2 separate regions of the Homo sapiens genome follow, and region 1 is linked to region 2. Evidence: chromatin loops called from intact Hi-C (ENCODE). Cell type or tissue: sigmoid colon. All regions are shown on one strand. Links, peaks and the distances in the headings refer to the core of each region. The heading gives the core; the rest is flanking DNA. Region 1 has its middle 150 kb from the start of NDUFV2. Region 2 has its middle 140 kb from the start of GACAT2.

Region 1 (2,914 bases), core at 231-2,730, 110 kb after region 2:
GGGCTCCACCTTCATGACCTACTTACCCCCAAATCCTCCTCCTAAGATCATCACGTTGGGGATTAGGATTTCAAGATATGAATTTCCAGAGGACACAAGCATCCAGTTCATAACAGGGCTGGTAAGGGTTACAGTTGGAATTGAGGGTTACTGTTGGAATTGAGGGTTCCATGCTCTTTCCCTAGTGACACCTTCCTTCTGGTCACTGACCTCACCCTCACTCTTGCAGTTGTGGCCTCCAGGTGTCCAGAGCCGACTCAGGACAGGCCTATGAGGACCAGCATTCTCTCTCTGACCTTGTAGTCAAATGGGTCTTGAGAGGCCCAGCTCTGAAATCTCGTTTCTACAGTTGTTACATTTCCTATGGCATCTGAAAGGAAAATAAAATCTCTGGACCCCAAACTCGCTAAGCCAAAGGGAAACATTAAGCTGGGAACTCGGTCAGGCAAACCTGCCTTCCACTTTGTTCCTAAATAGATAGCTACAAGATAAAAGGCTACATTCTTCCCTCACAATTTCCTCACAAGGAAATCTCTTGTGAGCCCCAATATCTTTACCCTAAGACAGTTCTGTTGAATTTCACCCTACAATGTATTAATAAATTAGAAGCTAATCTTCTACAGAAAGAGAACAAAAACCAAGAACTAAAAGCCATCATCCCTCTGTTCAACTGAGAGGAATGCATATCTAACTGCTTCCTCTACTTCCTATGTTTATTTTACCTTATGTAAAAATGGAGATTAACTGAGCACAAGATAAATGCATAATTGACTATTCCTCTCCTCCCTCCTTTCACGTGAAAAAAGTGGCTTCACTGATCAAAAGACTCAAAGGAATGCAACTGTTTGCCTCTTTTATCTACTCTTTCCCTTTCTTTTCCTCCTTCCTCTTTCACCTACTGCCTGCTCTTTTTCCCTTTGAATATTGAAGTACCCAGACCCTCTTTGGGAAAAAATCACGGAGCACAGATGTTTCCTGTGGTTTTCTGTACCTTTTTTTTCTCTCGGGCATGTCTTCAACCTTGGCAAAATAAACCTCTAAAAATGATTGAGACTTGCCTCAGTTATTTTTTTTGGTTTACAGTTAAAAGGCTCACCAAACTCCAAGGAGCTTGCTCACAATGAATCCAGGGAAGAAATTCAACTGCTCATGAAAGCCTGCTCATGTAGTTAATCTCTTAAAGATAGGCAAGGAGTGGTTTTTGTTGTTTGTGTGATCACTCTTCACTGCAGCCTCAACCTCCCAGGCTCAAGTGATCCTCCCACCTCAACCTCCTGAGTAGCTGAGACTGCAGGTGAACACCACCATGCTTGGCTAATTTTTAAATTTTTTGTAGAGAGGGAGTCTTGCTATGTTACCCAGGTTGGTCTCAAACTCCTGGGCTGGAGCAATCCTCCTGTCTCAGCCTCCCAAGGTGCTGGGATTACAGGCATGAGCCTCCACACCTGGCCTGTGAGGAATCTAAAGGTGTTGCTGTAACAGACAGTTCTGGGATACATGACTATAAAACATGTGAGTGTTCTCAACCAACTGTTTGGGGTGAAAAATTTGGAGTCTGACTTAGTGCATATTCAACACCCCCATTTCTGTGCTTGACAAATACTATCTATTTTTCTGCAACAGATTTAGCTTGTTCAAGTCTCCATGTTATCTGCTGAAATTGACTAGGAGTGGGTCATTGCTTCTGCAATGAAATGTCGCCATCCTAGGCTCTGAAATAACACAAAGTATATTATGAGTAGACATCACTTTTTTGGTCACAGTTTGCAGGTAGAACACCTGGATTCCCCTAGGTTTCTTCTAGAACTGGATCTGCCACTGGGTATTAATTGCTGGAGACATCATTTAACCTGTTTGGATTTCTGAAAGATGAATGCAATGAGCTGCAGGATATCTGTTTGCTCAGCACTCTAGGATTCTATGATCTCTAAAGAGTCAGCATAAGAAGACCATTCAGGATAAATGTGAAGTTTTAGACCATTTAAATTCAGAGATACAGTGTCCTGGCCAACTTTCTGCTGCTTGGGTTGACATCTGGCATGCTATTTTCCATTTGGCACCTGTTTGGGTGTGTGATCAAGTATTCTAGACAGAATAATTTCTCAGAGCAGCAGAAAGGCAGTCTTTGGTTTTCCAGTGCCTTGGAAGGCAACAAACACAGGTTCAGGGAGCAAATAAATCATTTAATGTTGTCCTGACCTGTTCTTCAGGAGGACCAGATCATCATGACATGGCCTCCTAAAACATCCTTTCGAGGGCAAAGGAGACAGAAGAAAGTGACCTCCTAGCAACTGCCTGTGCAAAGAAGAGACTCAACAAAAGAAAAGACTTCTCTCATGAAGACCCAAGAGCTTCAGGGTCAGAATGAGGATAAGAATTTGGTACTGCTGACATTTCTACACCTACTCTTCTGTGCTTTTGCCTTGAAATCTTGAGAACTTCCCTGCTCAAAGATAAAACCTCATACACTACATGAAATTTCTTTGTTTTTCGGTAACTCTTTCTCTTTGGTCAGATTCAAGCTGTTTTGAGATACCCAAACTACTGTTTGCTGAAGTCAACTCAATAATTAAAAACAACAACAAGTGATATCAATTATTTGACACTATACAGACAAAACAACCTACTGCATGAATTATAGGCTACTTCTACCACTGCCCAGATGAAATGGGATCAAAGTGGACACTTGCCTACTTCCAAACTTAGGTAAAAATGGAGACAGACAGGGTGACAAACAGGAAAGCATTTTGACCATCCATATATGTGGCTCTGTTTCAACAGTGTTTGCCATATACCACAGGCAGCTACAAGTGATGTTTCTCATTGTAAATATATTCTTCAGATTGCAAAAATATTTTGCTCTTTGGTTGTTTTTATTTGATGGATTCAGTGCCATGTGCCACAGGCAAAGCCC
Region 2 (2,914 bases), core at 322-2,821:
CTGAGGTGGGAGAATTGCTTGAGCTCCAGTTGAAGACCAGCCTGGGCAACATAGCAAGAACCCATTTCTACAAAAAACATTTTAAAAATTAGCCAGGTGTGGTGTCATGTGCCTGTAGTCCCAGCTACTCAGGAGGCCGAGGCAGGAGGATTGCTTGAGCCAAGGAGTTTGAGGCTGCAGTGAGCTATGATCATGCCACTGCACTCCAGCCTGGGTGACAGAGAGACCCTGTCTCTAAAAAATAATTAAAGAAAGAAAGAAAAAGTAAAACATAAAAATAAAAAATTATAAAATGTAAAGAACATAGCCTAAGCCATATAACCTGAAAGACTCATTGCGTAGCATAAACACACGTGATAATAAGCACATTGTAATGCTAATAACTACAGTGCATATGCTAACTGATGGTTTCACAAAGTGCTGTTATACACATCATTCCCTGACTGTTCAGGACTTGGGGACCTGAATGAAGCACGTTTTCACACTCAGTCACTTTCTCAGCCCTGTCTACAACTCTCCCTTGCTTAGGTCTTCTCCTTGTCACTAAGGTGCTCACGAAGCTACTAACTGCTCTCCCTGGGAGGCTCTCAGAGGGCCCTGCTCCCCTCAGATTCCCCTTGAGGGGCTTCCAGAAGACATCAAAACAGGTCCTGAGCTATTCCAGACTCAAGGGAAAGGGGAGACAGGAAAAGGAGGTGTCAGAAACGTCACCTCTCTCCTCTACCTCCAGTAAACCGCCTCCACTTAGTCCCCAGAATTATTGGCTGGGCCAAATATGTCTAAGTCTTTTAATCAATAATAAACAAACATGATAACAATTACTTATTAAGCACTTGACCATGTGCCACGTATTATCTCATATAATACAACAATCCTAAGCATCTTTTTTCTCCCCCTAAGCGTCTTGTAGATGAGGAAATGGAGACTCAGAGAGGTGAGGTCACTTATAGGGAGTAAGAGTGGAACCAGCAATTCAGATCCTGGACCATCAGACCCAAAACCCATGCTTGTAGCCAAGCCAGCTCATGCTCCTTCTGCGTGACTCAGCCTCTCTGCCCTGATTCCATACAGAAATCTCCCAGCAGCACTTCTGAATATCTCCAGAAATGCATCATTACTACTATTGTTCCCTACCCATGCCCCACTTGGGGACCATCAGTGAAAGGTAGCAGAGAGGTTTCACATCCGTGTATTCATTCACTCAGCAAACATTTCAGGAGTACCCACCCTGACTGGCCACTCTTCTACACTCTGGGCACAAAGTCAAAGAAAACCTAGTTCCTGCACTCAAGAGAAGGAGACACATATCCAAGCAAATACATTCAGAAGAGCATGTTAGACAAGGCAGGGAGAGGCCCGAGAGGCTTGGGGAAAGGCGTAGCCACTCTACTGGTAGCTCAGCAATGACATCACAGAGTAGATGAGACATTCAAGTCCTGTCATCATCTTCAAGTAAGACTGATTAAGCCCCATGGGTGGTATGTCCAGGGTTCATACCCAGAGACCTTACAAACAGACAACTCCCTTAGTCCTGGAGAGACAAATCCTATCCCAGCCCCTGCACAGTGGCCCCTTGTCTGCAATCATTTGGCAGATATTTCAGCTCTACCTTGTGCTTGGTGCTCTGCAAGGGGCTGGACATACTGCAGGAACCAGAGGAGACCAGGTTCCCAGCTTCACGGAGCTAACGGCTTTGTCACCAGACCTGTCACACACCGAAAAACTGCCCAGGCATTTGTTAAAGCATTGACTCTTAACAGGAATTTTTTGTGGTGCAATTTGAAAAGCTGGCACATGCACTGTTGCAAACAAACTAGTTTAAGTCAGAGCTCTTGCACCAGATGCTGTGGGTGATGTGAGGACAGAGGCATGGCCAGTATCTGCAGCGGCCCAGGGCCAAGAGCCTTGACATGTTGATGTTTGCCAAGCAGTGTGCTTCTGTAAGGTGACATTTTGTTAAAAATAGGTGATCTGTGTGAATGAGCCCATTTCTCAAAGTCTTCCAGGAAATACGATATGTACATATTTCATTCCCATCCTCATCACTACCCTCCAATATCCATTCTTCTATTAATTGTGCAGGTAAGGCTATCATGAAGAGTTTACAATGAGTGGATAATAAATGAGCAGGGCTTGGAGTAGGATGTGCATAAAATCCCAACTGTATTTGAAACTACTGTTGGACTCTGATAACTCTAGCGCCTATCCTGCCAGCCAAGCAAGATGATAAACAGATGTTCAATGTCTCTGCCTCAATTCTCAGTTTCACTCTTATTATTACTATTTCTTCCCGTTTATTCAGTCATCTTTCTGTCCAGCCCCAACCTCGCATCCATCCATCCATCCATCCTCCATTCACATCATTCTCTCGTTCATTCCGGGGCACTGGTTATTAAGAGATCCCCAGTGCATCCTCCTGGCTCAGAATAAGAGATGATTCTGCAGAGAAAGAAAGAAGGCTATAGTGAGGAAGCTTGTATGAGTAATAAAATAACAGCAGCAAGGCTTGTGAGAAGATATTTTCTGGAAAGCTCTGTCTGATAATAGACTCATGGCTCCCACAGGGAAGAGCTACTTGGTAAGCCTCCAGCTGGGTGTTACAGTTATACCCACACAAGATGCCCCCCAGGAATCCTGCCACCCCTAAAGCCACACTTCCTTCCCAAGCAGACCAGCCCCAACTCTGAGGGAGTCACAGCTCTGGGCCAGGTGGCTACCCTCCATGAAGCAGGTAGGGGAAATCTTTCTCCTCCTCCTTCTAAGGCAGCTCCTGTTCATGGACTGTACACCAAGATCTCCTAGGGCAAGGAGTGATGCTATTTCATACCACTTGCTATTTCTTACCCGAATGAAGTGTAAGAGAGTGAGTTAAGAGTACAGCTCATGCAGGCCTTTTGTGCCAACCTATCAGTCA

What was found. A loop is a pair of places that touch in the nucleus more often than their neighbours do. Peaks named below come from ENCODE experiments on the same cell type or tissue, not always from the same donor. Only the 100,000 strongest peaks of a DNase experiment are listed, where the experiment ranks them.
Region 1: a loop joins it to region 2, with 2.0 times the contacts of the local background. A loop is called at or near these places in 2 of 110 quality-filtered maps.

Annotation. Positions count from the first base shown.
Region 1 is chr18:8,955,905-8,958,818 of GRCh38, forward strand. No RefSeq gene overlaps it. Among named protein-coding and RNA genes, the nearest start is that of NDUFV2, 150 kb to the right of the region's middle. In sigmoid colon, for the core only: no CTCF peak of the experiment used is centred there; no DNase peak of the experiment used is centred there.
Region 2 is chr18:8,846,243-8,849,156 of GRCh38, forward strand. No RefSeq gene overlaps it. Among named protein-coding and RNA genes, the nearest start is that of GACAT2, 140 kb to the left of the region's middle. In sigmoid colon, for the core only: no CTCF peak of the experiment used is centred there; a DNase peak (open chromatin) is centred at 1,809.